Regions from separate parts of the Homo sapiens genome. Here region 1 is linked to region 2. The links are chromatin loops, found by intact Hi-C in ENCODE. Cell type or tissue: B cell. All regions are shown on one strand.

Region 1 (8,000 bases), 830 kb after region 2:
AAGCCAATCACTTTTCTCTGGACCTGGAGGTCAGTTTTTCTGATAAGGCAGGAGAGTTGTCCAAACATAAAGGCTCAGGAATTGGTGCCAGAAATTAGGAAAGCCCTATTAGATAGGCTTTCTTTATATGCAGCAGACTTTAACTTTAACTTATACATCACATGTTAAATGTGCTAGCTTTATATATTTTTCAGTTATTACAATATGTCCATACACTTGTTGCTTAAAATCATCTTGCTTACTATTACTAATATGCATACTATACTTTCAAAAATTGTCTAATTATCCATAGAACCTATAAAAATGTTTCACCTTTCTCTGTTTTGCTCCTCCTGTAAGGAGGAAACTAAAAAGAAGGCAATGACATTTAAAGTAAACTCAGTAAATCTGTGAAGAACTTTTGAAAGAAAAGACATTTGAAAATAATATTCCAGTTTAATAATTAAAATTTACTGTGTAAAATATACTGCAAATTATGGCTGAGGATACTTAAAGGTACTGAAAGGTTAACAGAATATCTTAATGTGATTATATGCGGTTTTAACGTCATATAACATAATTCTGCACATTAATTTTCTTTAGTAGCAGAAAATACATAAAGCATCTAACAAAGATACTTACATTTGAAGGTTTAAGTTTGTTAATGATCGTCGTTTTGCCACTATTATCTAGCCCAAGGCACAAAACATGAACCTCCTTCTTCTTCAGGCCAAGCAAGACTGAAAGTCTGTCTAGCAATCCCATAATGTGATTCAAATATTTACAAACCAGCTGCAATTAAGAAAAAATAAAATATTACCCAAAGGCACCTTAAGTTATGGAAAATATTGGTAGGTGTATTAAAAAAAGGTAATAATTTAAATACACATAATAATAGTGTGAAAACTATGTCAATGTAGCTTTGCACTTAGTAAACACAGTGTAAGCTGATTACCAGAAAGGAGCCTTAACTGACACGCAGATTTGCAGCTTATAACAGGTGGCAACACAGAACAATGCCTTGGAAATAACAACATTTCTCTCTGTAATTTATCATATTTAAGAATAAAACATGGTCAGCCTCAGTATCATTTGGAGTCTGCGAATTGTGATACTTGAAAATATGGAAGAATTAGGCCGTAGCCTTTCCAGAAAATCTGAAACAATGAATGGGCAATGGGGTTCATGTAGAAGGCAGAAAGTAGAAGGCAGATCTGAAAAGCAGACAGATTTTGAGATTTTGGTGATATCATTTAAGCCACTGTTAAATCTTTATCAGAAGCCAGCCCCATTGTTATATTTTGTAATAATATGAAGTTACAATAAATTCACTTTTTTTTTGCTTGCTTGGTTATTTCCAGTTTAAGTAGGGTTTTCTCTCAGTAGAAGCAAAGAATCCTGAAATACTTATCCTTATTTCCCCTTATCCTATACATACATCTTTGTAAGTCACCACAAATCCCTTTGTGAAGAAGGTTATGCATAAATACATACACACATTCAATTTATTGAACCTTACTAAATATCTGTTTTTTAACTGTAACTTATCTGAAACATCCTCCTAAGTGCTATTTTAAAAGGACTTTATCGTATTAGTATAGAATAAGGAAGTAAATACTGATTGTAGATTTTAATTTAGTTTTTTAAGTATCTTAAAAATTTCTTTGTTAACTTGTCCCTAAAGTGTTCATTTCTCTTGTTCAATTGTATTGATTCTTTGAAAAAAAAATTCTTTCTAATGCAAACTTAAAAAAAAACTATCAGCAATCCAAAAATAGAAGTATTTGGAAGTCAAATAAAACTGCTGTGTACATAAAACTTGCTATGTGGTAACTTTATGGCTGTTTATATTCATCTAAGGTACTGTTAAATTTACACTTCAGGTCTCCAAACTAAACTTTTCAAAGGAGCTCACTTTGGGTCCATTGCTCCCCAAACCATTACTTTGTGGTAGAAGGACAGGGAGATAGATCCCTTTTTCCAGCCCCCAACTGCTGCAGGAACTGCTACAATATATCTATGTACCAAATATTTCTCATTACTCACCAACATTAGTTCTCTAATGTTTTTATTCTCATTAAATTGACTTATTCTCATCTCCATCTAAGGTTGCATAAGCAACCTGTCATATTACAGTTTCTTCAATACTTTTTATTCCATACAATTTCAGGCAAGGCCATACCTTGAAGGATGTGAGGCTGCAGCAACTTTATCAATAACAGGCTTCCAAGACAACTGTATCTAAAAGGAGGTTGCATAGTCAACATTTTGCTTAGGCCTTTTGGGATATGATTATGGGTAGAAATTTCAAAACTAAATTTCAGTGATGTGCAGAGAAGAGATGGAACAGTGCCATGCCAAAAGGTGAGGCCTATTACAGAACCACGTTTGTCTTTCCCCAAGGATGAGTTTGACCTCAGGTACTTCCATTTGTGCCACTTCAATCTGCTTTTCTCCTTGTATCAGAGATTCAAATCTTATTCAGTCCATTTCTTTAAATTACAGCTTAAGGACCAGCATTTGTAAAATCTATTTTAAATTAACCTTCTGATGTCATGAAGCAATTCACACATACCATTTGATTTCAAAGTAAATTTGCTATTACTCACTTTATTTACTGCATAAACATATTGATATAAATGCTTATATCTTGTTCTCCATTTCATAATTTAGAACTTATGTTTTAAAAACGACAACTTCTCACATTTTCCCCCCTTTAAGCATCTACTATAAAGCACTGAGTGTTTAAAGCCTGATGCTTGAATATTCGTTTTTCACAGTACCTTGTATTGTGACTTTCCATCACTTTTCCATGGATTATCACTTGATACTTGTTAATGAAATATTTTGGGACACACAATTTAGAAGAGCAGGCAGTTTTTCTAAAAGAGGTAATCACATTTATTGAAATTGCTTTATAAACAACTATCATAGAGCCTTTAAACTTCTACGTTTCAAGTAGTTATAATTTTCCTTCCATAAGTTGACTTTCTGCATGCATAAATAAAAGATAATTGAAGCCAGTCAATATTTGTTAATCGTGTCTTAAGTGTGCAGCGAGAGACACAACTGTTTTCTGCAGCTTCCTACTCTGATAGCCATGATTCTCAACCCTGGCTGCACTCTGAAATCAATTGCTGAATCCGAATTTTTGAAAATAAGATCAGGGCATCTGTAGTTTTAAAAGCTACCCAGTGTTTCTGATGTGAAGTTACTATTGAGAACTACTGGCTTTCAGAATAAAGCCAGTAGTTTCAAACTTCCAAGCACAGCTTTTAAGGTTGTCCACAATCTGGCTCCAATCTTCCTTTCTTGTTTCTTATCTTACTGTAACCCTCTCTTTGCACACCAGCCAAATTCTCTTGGTTATTGTCTGACAGACTGTTTCCTAAAGGATTACATATTGCCAGAGAAGTCCAGAAGAATTAGGATGTTATCCACAGTTAACAGCTTAGAGGGTAAGCTGCAGAGACAGAGTGGTAGCCCAGAGAAAACACCACGAATGATACTTAGTAAACTCTGTAAAGTGTTTGTTGATTGAAATGTTGCCTACTTTTATTACCCCAAATAAACATTCTTATTCGGCTTTCAGTTTTTTATGATATAATTTAAATTACACTTACACACACACACACACACACACACACACACACACACACACCCCCAATACACGGGTCTAAGTTGAGCATTGTTAAAACCCATCAACCAAACATACGTCCAAACCAGTTTAGTAAGTTTTCTAGGGCCTCTATAACTCACCTTCTTTTCTACTTCTCATACATTAGCAACAACTACACGCGTGGAGTGAAAAACATGGGAAAGACCAAAGAGGAATTCTAAAACTGACGGGGACAGAGGGTGGCGCTGGCTTTAAAAACCGGCGTTGAGGAGATACCTGGTTTTTGAGGTTAGTCCGGAGGGCGCAGGAGCTGGCAACAGGAATGGACGCACTCGTATCGGTCTCCGGGATGGAAATCTGGTGCGAGGGTCCCTCAGCCTTCTTCTCGATGCCTACATGGGAAGGATGCCTGGTAATGAGCAAAGCCGTCTCTAGAAGTTGGGAAAACCGGCAGCCTCTGCAGCAGTCTGTGCATCAGTCGCTGAGCAGGCGCCTTGGCAGGCACCGTTCCCTTGGCAACAGGAGCTTCTTCCGGTCCTGAAGCCACGCCTCCCCGGGGGTCCTGGCGATTCAGCCGTTGTGCTATAGCTTCTGGGATTGAAGAGCTCCGGGAAAAGGTCAGAGGCGCGCCGAGGAACTATACATTGAAGAAAAATGTGTGCACAGGTGGCAGGGTGAGCTGCCTATTTCCTGCGAGGAGCCGGGCAGTTCCCGGCGTAGCATCATGGGAGTTGTAGGCTCGCGCACAGCTTTCTGGGAAGCGTTTGGCGTTCGCGTGTGCTGCGTGTTTGTCGCTCGGCCCTGGTCTTCCTGGGGATCCAAGAGGCTGGCGCTGGGTGTGGCGCGGAGAGTGTCGTTACCGGGCACCAGCGTAGCGTTGTGGCAACGACTGCAAGACGATACTGTCCCCCCTGGGGCAAGATGTGCGCCGGAGTTCCCCAGTTGCCCATCGCACCGACTCTTCTCTGGGTTCTGATAGGCCTCCCACCCTGAGTCCCTGTAGAGGTAAAACTGTTAATACAGGAAGGTAGAGGGGAGAACTGGTGTAAAAAGTCAAAAGGTGTTATTCGGCTAATAAAGTATGCCTGTACCCCTGCTTCTTAGTTGTGTGGTCTCCCGAAGAGATTTCTACCAGGCATAATCTCCTGTGAGTAGATTACAGTCTCCAGAATCAAATCGGCAGGTGGTCAGGAAAGGTATTAATAGTCAATACTTAAAGTTGACCACCTTCTTAAATTGCACTTGGATTTTATAGTCATAGTCACAAATGGTCTTCAAATAGAAAATATTTAGGCATACCCTTCCCCACATCTTTTATTACTGCGTTTTCCAACGGACACATTACAGATGCAGTCATTTTAAAGATCTAGCCTTTCAATCTGCCCAACTCCACTAACCTCACCCCCAGCGAATGGCCTCATTCTTCAAATAGGGGTTTGTATCTCTTCATTTTTTTTGTTTGCATGGGTGTAGGATTTCCGACCCCCTGCCCCCCACCGCGCGACCCTTTTCAACTAGCTAGTGTATGTTTACTGCACTGCCTGTTCTTTGGCCTGTCAATTCATTTGGCCTATTAAATGGACTAGGAGGGTGCAAAAAGAGACTAGAAGGAATTATTTCAAAGTAATATGGTAGGGGGGACGGTTGTAAGCGTGTGATTATGGGGTGATTTATCTTTTGTCACTTCTCCAAATTTCCAAATGTAATTGTCATTTTTACAGCGAAAAAACAAAAGCGGCTCTGGATTAGTGATTCTTGTTGAAAGACAAAAACAAAACAAAGACCCTATGGATGCATATCAACATATAAATGTCCTTGTAAAAATGGAGTATGGAAATACATTCTTTCTTACTGTGTGGTCTTAGCCCAATTTACCCTTCTCCGTGCTTCTATCCTCACCTTCAAAAATATAGTATTTATCTTATCTGGTAGTTCTGAGTATTAAAGATAACAGAAATACAGATGTTTGGCACATATTTATTGTTCAATAAATAATGTCCTGTCTTCTTTTGTCTTGAGCTTTTTATTGTGTAAACAAAATTGACCCAAACCGTAACTATGGTGGTTCTTTAACTTCTGAACTTCTAATCGTGAATGCATTGACAGGGAGGTGTTGAACACTTTTCTGTGTGCCTGGGTGTTGTGACTTACTTGTAAGAGATGGAAGCTAATGTGCTTGCGGCCAAAATATAACATTTTTTTTTCTTAGCGATCGGCAGAAATGTTATATTTCAGAAAACTTTCATGGACAGACTCAATTTTTCCTGCTAAAAGTTGATATTTTCTGCCTCTAGGTTGAGTTCATCTCTTTTGGCTTAATATAAAACATTTGGTGAAAACTGGAAATAAAATGGACATATTGAGCATCCAACTTTTCAGGAAAACAAGGCAGATAGATAATTCTTCTACAAAAATGTAGCTAGTCAAATCGTTATCTTAGATAAGTATAGTTGATAGATGGCTTATTACTAGAGATAAATGTTATGAAATAAAGCAGTAAAATAATCTAGAAAAAAATGTTAGCCTTGAAAATATTAAACTTAAAAAAACATAAAGGCTGCCAGGCCCGGTGTCTCACGCCTGTAATCCCAGCACTTTGGGAGGCTGAAGCAGGTGGATCACCAGGTCAGGAATTCAAGACCAGCCTGGCCAACATGGTGAAACCCCATCTCCACTAAAGATACAAAAATTAGCCGGGTGTGGTGGCACGTTCCTGGAATCCCAGCTACTCAAGCGGCTGAGGCAGGAGAATCGCTTGAACCGGGGAGGCAGAGGTTGCGGTGAGCTGAGATTGTGCCATTGCACTCTGGCCTGGGCAAAAGGGTGAGACCCTGCACTCAAAAACAAAACAAAACAAAAAACATAAAGGCTGGGCACACTGGCTCACACTGTAATCCCACCACTTTGGGAGGCTAAGTAAGGCAGGAGGATCTCCGGAGGCCAGAAGTTGGAGACCCCATCTCTATTAAAAATAAATACATATAAATATTTCATATGGTTGATTCTGCTGTTTTGGTGCTTTGTCAACTGAAACTCCTCTCACGAGTACATTCAGAGGCTGAGATACAATTGTTTCGCTTGATTTAAGAAGTTAGTTTGACTCTTTTTTATTATGACAATAACAAGCTTTAAAAATGCTACGTGATTTTCTTAAAGCCACTTAACCATAACAGAAGATAATTTTAGGTACCTTCTCACCAGTTTTAATTTCATACTGGCTTTTAGAACTGTAGTAAGAAAATTATAAAAAAGAAAAGAGTCAGATATAATGAACACAGCACTGTTCTGATTAATTCAGGATACTTTAGCGTTATTTTCTCACCAGCAACTTTTAAAAGAATATAGATAATCCCTGATTTATAACTTACTGCAACTTTTTGGTGTAAACTTTGGTCTAAAGCTGTGTTTCAACAGTTGATGTTATGTGTACCCTTTTTTCATCTGCAATTTCTGTGCAGTACTGCCTCTGCAATGAACACTTTAATTTACTTGAATCTCACAAAATATTTTCCAATATAAAATCGCTACAAAAATATTTACTAGTTTTTTATAGTGATTTCTGTGAATTTATGTCTAAACCTAATGACATTATTTAAAAAATTTACAACTATGATTTTGCATCCAGAATTACTAAATTATCTAAACAGCATCTAGATTTATTAGACCAAAAAATAAATTGCATTAGATCTGCATAAATACAACAATACAAAAAAGTCACAAATTCAACCACCAAAGCTGTAACTTTTATTTGCCAATAGATATTTTAATAAACAGGCTTACTCCATCTGTAAGACCCTGATAATGCCTCTTAGGAAATCATAGAAAAATAAAATACAATAATTAGTAATTTGTACCTTGTACAAAAATCTTATTATGTTGCTCAGCAGGTAGTTTGCTAAACAGCATATTCTTTCAGCAAATAGATGACATATGTTATGCAATTCACCACAAACAACCCCTCATATTGAGAGCTGAGCATTCTATAACACTATTAACTTGTAAGCATGCCAGCACATGAAAATTTACATGGAAAGTTATTAATATTATAGTAGATTTTTGTAAGATAAAAATAGTACCACCTTCAAATAAGTCTGGACTACTTCACTGCTATAGTAAAGTAGATAATAGGTAGGATTGCAGTTCAATTGTTAACACCTTTTTACCTTGTTTATAGCTCTACCATATTGTGATTATAACCAGAAAAGAGAATGTAGGCTGTGTCAGGAACCTGAGTGGAAGGCATATATTGAAGCTTTAAATGGTGACAGAATACTAAAGAGAAAAACATAAAACAGTGCTATACTTCCCTATTCTCATAGATAAATCTTTTTCCCCTTTTGTAAGAGCAGATGGGTACAGAGTTAAATCCTTAATTAATAATAAATAGCTTCATGACAAGTTA
Region 2 (8,000 bases):
AGCATCTTCTCAAATGACCCACCTTTTTGGTTGGCCCATAACATTTTTAAGACTCTGAGAATGGATGGTAAGAGCATTTTATACTGAAGGGATGGAGTGGCCAGGAAGCTCCTGTATCTGGGCAAATGGAACAGCCAGAGAGCTTTAGCTAAACTGGTGGGAATACTTCTATTAAGAATTGTCTCTATCAAACTGATTATCTCCTGTCCTCCCTATAAACTCCTGCTCTGTACCTGCTAGTTCTTCTTTCTAAGTTCCCTATTTTTGTTAATCTTAGATATGTAGGCTCAAAACCCTAGAATCATATTCAAAAATTTCTCCCTCTGGTGGGCATTTATGGTACTTTCTGCTCATCACATTTCCCTTTGTCTAGAAATGATACCCCACATGATATCTCCAACTTCCCTACCCCAAAACACTAACGGGAGAGTCCATGTTCTTACATGATCCCATTTTTTCACTCATGGCTATTTTTTATTGGTTGGTCCCATGGTAGGTATTTGAACCAAGGTGGGAAACAGTCTATATCAGAAAGGCTTAAGCTGCAACAAAACACCTGGCAGACAGTTCTTTAAATTATTTTTTCTCATATAACAAGAAGTTCAAAGGTTAGTGGCCCAGTGCTGGTGCATTTGCTCATGGATGTCATCAGGACCAAGGTTCCTTCTTTCTGACTGCTCTGCAAACTTTTACATGGGACTTTCAGAGTCTTAGTCACAAAATGGTTGCTGCAACTCCAGACATTACATCAATATTACTATAGGGAAGAATTAGGGAGAAGCCACAGGGACTGAAAGGATAGGTACCATGAGTTAGTCCCTTTCATAAAACCTCCCTGAAATGGTATCTATACCTTTGTGAAAAAATAATTTCAAAATTACACCAGTTAAAGAAAAAGCAAGTTGACAACACTAAATTGCATTGGATATTTAGACTATAAATATAAACAGCTTTAAGAACCAATTATTTTAATAATCTATGTAAGCATTTGCTACTATAGACCTAAAAGTTTAAAATACAAATTCTAGGAGAAAAAAATGAATTAACATTTTAAAAATTCTACTTCCTTGGTAATCCTACCACCCCCCTCCCATCACCCCACCAAAATTTCTGATGAGTTGGGCAGAAGGATGCCAAGGCAAACACAGATTTTCAGCAATATTTTGTTACTAATTAGCCTGAGTTTCTGTATCTATCTGAAAGCAACAGAACTGAGTGAATTTGGTAATACATTTCTTAACTTTGGCTTTCAGAATTTTATAATTGTTGAAAATAGTATAGTTTAGTAAAAATAGTGAGAATTCTAGGTGTGTGTGTGTGTGTGTGTGTGTGTGTTGTTAGAAGGCAGTAAAGCTACCAGAGGGATAAACATTAGAACTCTCTCTAACATGCACCAGCAGGCCTAAAATAAGTTATGTTCAACAGGGCTTTAGGAAAAAGTTCGTAAGGATTCTGAGAAGCATGTGGAGTTTGAAAAATGATGTTTATGTACTAATACCTATAAGGCTAGGCAGAATCATCTTTGCAATAGGGTCACATAAAAAATAGTTGGAAAGCAATGCAAGAAACTAAGCTAAAAAACAGACAAGAACTTCTACTTTACACTTTACTTTCTACAACTTATTAGAAACTTTTTATTTGTCCCAACTAGTTTTCTGATGTAAGAAATTACTTAGATAGGTGATGTCTTTTTTTCTTCCCCCATACCGACAAATACAACTTAAATATAAGTATCCCACTTGGGAACAATTTGAACCTCCAGAAAGGTGATTTAAACTCACACTAACAAAGTTATTGAAGCCTTTCTTAAGCATTGAATAACAGTTTGCCAGTAGGGAGGGTGCTAGGAACCAGAGGAAGAAAGGAGTGAGGCCCTTCGTATAGAGAGGCTAAGGATGAGAGGGATGGAAACCTGGAATCTAGTATGCAATTTGCTCAGGATCAGCCTTTGTGACCGGGCAAATGTTCAAAACAGTCTGTTCTTACTTAGCTTTAACTAACTTTATGGGCTTTACTAACTTTATGGGTATTTTTAGCAGAATTAGAGCAATAATGAGGGGGTTTCTTACAAATAAACGTACCAGGGAGGTTCCTTTTCATTTGATGAGGTTCATTTATCATCACCAGGCCCAGCCCAACCCCATCACAGGCATCCAGTAGAGGCCATCAACCCTTCCTACAATGACAATTCTTATTTCCCTTCCTCCACTTCTAACTTGGCCTCCTGGCAGGTTGCACTATGACCAAAAGCTAATTGTTTTTCTTCCCTAAAAGTCGCTTAGTCACTTCTCAATCCAAGCCTTTACTTTTCACAGATTCTCAGTGGTGAGGCTTCGGCAAGCACACCCACCTTGCTAACATCATGTCCCAGTGAGAGCTGCCAGGTACAGTTGTGTGTGGACAAGATGCCAATTGATCTGACTCAAAAGCCATTGAAGTTCCATCAGTGCATCCTGCCACAAAGAAAACACTTGTGGGAAAAGCTACCAGTGGCTTAAATTATTATCTACTACTAGAAATTAAAATCATCCCGGAGACTTATGGGACAAATTAGCCCATGACAATAGTTCTCACACTTTTACGTCCAGGAACCATGGAGCTGTGGTATGGTTACAGGGGAGACAAAGACCTGCCTGTCAAATCTATTAGCTTCTTTCCTCATTTCTTTAAAGGGTGGGGGAAGGGAGACAGAGTAGGAGGAAGTGTGGATATTTGCCTTGCCTAGTTTGTAGCAGTTGTTGTAAGTATTAAACGTGAGCAATATTTGGGAGCACCCTACAGTAGTAGAATAACTATTTTTTAAATTCTTATTTGTTAATCACCAAAACACACCAAGTCAGGAATTTTCTACTGGTTAACCAAAACAGTCACGTTGCTTTTCCTTTTTCTAAAATAATCAAGTAGGCACTATAGAAGCAAGGCCTGGGGAAACCTTTTTTTTTTTTTTTTTTTTCTGAGACAGAGTCTCACTCTGTCACCCAGGCTGGAGTGCAGTGGTGCGATCTCGGCTCACTACAACCTCTGCCTCCCGGGTTCAAGCGATTCTCCTGCCTCAGCCTCCCGAGTAGCTGAGCCTACAGGTGCACGCCGCCACGCCCGGCTATTTTTTTGTAGTTTTAGTAGAGACAGGGTTTCACCATGTTGGCTGGTCTCGAACTCCTGACCTCATGTGATCCAACCGCCTCGGCTTTCCAAAATGCTAGCATTACAGGCTTGAGCCACCGCGCCCGGCCCCAGCCTGGGGAAATCTTAAGGACAGAACTGTGATGTGGACTCGATCACAGAAAGTCTTCTCCTCGACTCTCTTCCGAGTCCATTACTAGCTTCTCCCACTCTCTTTAGAAAACCATCCTTCAGCAAAGAGTTTCCCAGCCTGCCCATCCCCTCTAAAAACTCTAGAGGACCAGGACCCAGGGCGAAGGGCGGGTCTATACAGATCCTGAGCCAGGCTCTGTATTCGCAAATCCTGTTTGAAAATGTAAGCGGGACTGGGATCTCTGCCACATTTCCGCCCCAGTCCGCCCTCAGCCTCCCAGCCCTACTCTATCTTCTCTCCTTGGCTGAGTAAACAGCCGACCCGAGGTTGTACGTGACAAGAAAGCCTCTTTTATCTCTCCCGTCCCTTCCACAGCACCGTCCCCGCCCCACTCTCTTCCCTTCGGACCAGCCCTTCTGGGCGCGTCGGATTCTTATCTCCCGCCCCGCGCAGGGACGCCGCAGGCGGCGATAGGATCCGGACTACAGCTCCCAGCGCGCCCCAGTTCCCGCCCCCGCCTCCGGAGCCCGACGCTGCAGCGGCTCTTCTCGAAAGGTTCTTTCCGCCTGTGCAGCTCGCCGGCTCAATACTCCGGGGGTCTGGGTGGGGGGCTCAAACGCAGGGCTCTGGGACGCAGGCACTGCTCCAGGTGATAGTGCGGGAACATGGCCTTGCAGCTGGGCAGGCTGAGCTCGGGCCCCTGCTGGCTCGTGGCGCGGGGCGGCTGCGGAGGGCCCCGCGCCTGGTCCCAGTGCGGCGGCGGAGGGCTCCGAGCCTGGTCCCAGCGCAGCGCAGCCGGACGCGTCTGCCGGCCCCCTGGCCCGGCTGGCACGGAGCAGAGCCGCGGGCTGGGGCACGGCTCGACGTCGAGAGGCGGCCCCTGGGTGGGGACAGGGCTGGCCGCGGCGCTGGCGGGGTTGGTGGGGCTGGCCACCGCCGCCTTCGGGCATGTGCAGCGGGCGGAGATGTTGCCTAAGACCTCGGGGACGCGGGCCACTTCGCTGGGGAGGCCGGAGGAGGAGGAGGATGAGCTGGCCCACCGCTGCAGCAGCTTCATGGCCCCGCCTGTGACCGACCTGGGCGAGCTGCGAAGGAGGCCGGGCGACATGAAGACCAAGATGGAGCTGCTGATTCTGGAGACCCAGGCCCAGGTGTGCCAGGCTCTGGCACAGGTAGACGGGGGCGCCAACTTTTCTGTGGACCGGTGGGAGAGGAAGGAAGGTAAGGAGGCCGGCCCCTGGCGGGAGTTGGAGACAGGGAAAAAGGGTCAGGTTCCAGGTTGCAGACAGAAAATATAATAGTTCACAATATGGGATGGGGTAGGTAGGGGGTACCCACAGAGAGGCCGCTTGGTTAGAGGCCGCTGATAAAAAGATGGACACGAAAGGGTCACTAGCCCTCTGCTTGCAGGTATGGACCCGGATCAGCTGTCACTGTAGTACTGCATTTCAAAATCTTTGCAATTCCGTAGCAGCATTTTTTTGTAGAACTCTTAAGGGGTATTTGCAGCTAACAAGCTTAGATGTCCAAAGTTCGTTACTGAACATAAATTTCAATAGATTATGGAACACATTTTCTCTCCTTCTCTGGGTGAATTTGCCCTTTTTCCTCTTTAGGAGATGGAAAGAACTCATCTCCTGTGCGCTAAGTGTCGGCTAAACTCCTCCAGCCAGGATGTCATTGTGTCAGAATCTTCCCACTTCTTTTTACTGTTACACAAGATATATTTGATTCGTTTCTCAGTAGCACTACCAAATGCACGCATCAGATTTCCTGCTAGGAAAATCTTCTCTTCCAATATCAAAATACTTGAGCATCAAAACCCAGTTCTCGTAGAGGCGTACATTCATGACCATGTTGTTGCCCATACAGTGAAACCCCACATCTTGAGTGGAAACTTGAAAGATTCCTGACTTTTCCTAGCTGGAAATACAACAGCAGCTTCTCACCGGCAGATTTTGAGCTGTGATACTGACACATCTATATTAAATGAAGTTCAGTCTAGTTTTCCATCTTATGTTTTCAAGCAAAGACCACTGAACCAGGACACAACCTCAAGTACTAGACCAGCTGTGTGATCCTCAGAAGTTACTTTTTTATGGCTGTTTTCCCATCTATGAAATATATATGTATTTCATCTCTTTTAATCCTCATACTACATATATATATATATATATCCATATACATATATATATATATATATGGATGGAATATATGTGAAGTGCTTAGAATATTGTCTGAAGCATAGACAGCATTTAGACAAATTGTTGCAGCCACTTGTCAGCAGTTTGATCTTGGATAAGATGTTTTGCCCCTCTGGTCCTCAGTTTTCTCATTTGGAATATATGAGGGTTGTACTGGATCATCTTATGTCCCATCCAGCTCTAAATGTTCTTAGAAATAAAACAAGCCAAACATGAACTTTCATGAAACATTGCCCTTGCAGTGACCCTAATACCTTAAGAAAAAAAATTAGTAAGGCTGATACACGTGAATACTAATGTGCGTCTCACTCACTCTAAGGTTCTGAATCCCTTCAGAATTTGATTACCTACTGTTTCTTAATTGCTTGTAAATTAAAAGGCAAGCAGCCCACTGAGAAAGAAATTTTTGAAACAATATAGATCTCTTAAATTCAGTAATAATAGAACACCCTTCAAGTCTACCCATTCCTATTTTTAACCTTAGCTTTCTCTCATATATCATAACTGATAGATGCCATTCTGAACAGTAGAATCTGAAGGGAGAATATTCCAGTGATTTATTTTAGATGATGGCAGGAGAATGTTGAAGAAATATTCAGTTTAGTGATATGAGAAGGTCTAGTATTTGCCCAATATTAATAGCATATGTCATAAAGCTAAGCTAGTTATCTAATTGTATTGTACATAAAATGATAAATACACTGATATAAAAGATTTGGGAAACGGGAAAATAACCATCTTCATGCAAGTGTTGCTTTCAGTTTTGCACATACTCTTACATTCTCTCCTTTTTTACATTTCTATACACAGGAGGTGGCGGCATCAGCTGTGTACTTCAAGATGGGTGTGTTTTCGAAAAGGCTGGGGTGAGCATTTCTGTTGTTCATGGAAATCTTTCAGAGGAAGCTGCAAAACAAATGAGAAGCAGAGGAAAAGTTCTGAAGACTAAAGATGGTAAATCAGACAGTCTTGATAGTCTCTAATAGTCCCTGCAAACCTTATTTTGCCCACAAGTTTTATTTATAAAATAAATATTGCTTCTGAAAAAAGCCATTCGGGTTCATATGCCGCACGTTGACAAATACTTTTTTAAAATTATGTTTTTAAGTGACAAATTAAAAAGCAGCTTTTGAAAATTGACTTGGAAATCATATTAGAGTGAAATTGTATCAAGGCATTCAAGGTAACTGAATATAGCTCATGACTCATATTTTACTTTCCAGGTAAATTGCCATTTTGTGCTATGGGCGTGAGCTCTGTTATCCACCCCAAGAATCCTCATGCTCCTACTATCCATTTCAACTACAGATACTTTGAAGTAGAAGAAGCTGATGGTAAGGGTCTCAGGAGCTACGGAAAGTACTGTCGTGCAAAATGTGCATTTTAAAACAGATAAGAGGGCATAACATCTAAAAGCGAGAAAGAATAGTCTTAATTAGGTCTTTCAGGAGGCAATGTAAAGGCAATTTCTTGGCAAGTGCAATGGATTATGCCTGAGACATGACAAGTAAGAATGGGGCCAGGCTTGGTGGCTCATACCTGTAATCCCAGCACTTTGGGAGGCTGAGGTGGGCAGATCACCTGAGGTTAGGAGTTTGAGACCAGCCTGGCCAACATGGTGAAATCTCCTCTCTACTAAAAATACAAAAACTTAGCTGGGCGTGCTGGCACGCACCTGTAGTCCCAGCTATTCGGGCAGCTGAGGTGGAAGAATCACTTGAACCTGGGAGGCGGAGGTTGCAGTGAGCGGAGATTGTGCCACTGCACTCCAGCCTGGGTGACAGAGCGAGACTCCGTCTCAAAAAAACAAAACAAAACAAAACAAAAAGAATGGTATTGACTGACTCTAACCTTCCCATATTTCCTCCAACATAGAAGGAATGAACCTGAACTTTAGTGTGCACCCAGAGTTCTTTGCAAACATAAATTCATTACATCTGAAGGAATACCTTATGTACGAGGTTAAATTGAAATTGAGAACTTGCTTTTGGAAAATATTTTACATATGCATAGCTTTGCTAGTCACCAGGGCATTAGCAGTGGGTTTAAAATGGGATGCAGTTGATCATGCCTCCTGTGCACATAGTTCCAGCCTGTCTTTTATCTGATACTAGATGTCAGAGTACATGTGCAGTGCCACACCTATTCTTATTGGTGTCTCTGTAGGTGATGGCATTTAAAGTCACTGCTTTAACTTTTCATTTTGAAGCCATTCAGCTTGGTTCAACCTTTTATGTTTAAAGTTGGTAACTGGTATTGACAACTCATGGACCTGTGAGCACATGAAACAGTTATTCTCAAGTGGTAAGTTACCTCAGCAAGTGTTTTTACTCTTTCTAGGAAAGGGGAGGGGTTGGCAATGGTTCTTAATACAAGGAGTGTCAGAATCTCCTGGGGAGTTTTATAAACTACAGATTCCTGGGCCAGAGATGTGTGTGTGTGTGTGTGTGTTTATTGTGATCTAGAAGAGCTATTTTAAGCTCGTCATGTGATTCTTATATACAGCCAGAGTTGCAATCCACTTCCTGATCCACCAGTGT

What was found. A loop is a pair of places that touch in the nucleus more often than their neighbours do. Peaks named below come from ENCODE experiments on the same cell type or tissue, not always from the same donor. Only the 100,000 strongest peaks of a DNase experiment are listed, where the experiment ranks them.
Region 1: a loop joins it to region 2, with 19 times the contacts of the local background. A loop is called at or near these places in 7 of 110 quality-filtered maps.

What each region holds. Positions count from the first base shown.
Region 1 is chr3:97,760,852-97,768,851 of GRCh38, reverse strand. It overlaps EPHA6 (EPH receptor A6), which reads right to left. Exons shown (of 18, transcript NM_001080448.3): 18 at 7,320-8,000. ARL6 (ARF like GTPase 6) reads right to left here and starts at 4,094. Exons shown (of 8, transcript NM_001278293.3): 1 at 3,875-4,094; 2 at 622-771. The coding sequence starts at 744. RefSeq lists enhancers at 3,937-4,046, 3,762-4,261, 4,087-4,626, 4,262-4,763. In B cell, no CTCF peak of the experiment used is centred here; DNase peaks (open chromatin) are centred at 4,131 and 4,251; H3K4me3 peaks cover 1,587 bases; H3K27ac peaks cover 1,609 bases.
Region 2 is chr3:98,589,426-98,597,425 of GRCh38, reverse strand. It overlaps CPOX (coproporphyrinogen oxidase), which reads left to right and starts at 3,815. Exons shown (of 7, transcript NM_000097.7): 1 at 3,815-4,477; 2 at 6,271-6,414; 3 at 6,684-6,794. The coding sequence starts at 3,922. RefSeq lists an enhancer at 3,277-3,326 and a silencer at 3,827-4,276. In B cell, CTCF peaks have their summits at 112 and 324 (motif pointing left); DNase peaks (open chromatin) are centred at 315 and 3,755; H3K4me3 peaks cover 1,710 bases; H3K27ac peaks cover 1,131 bases.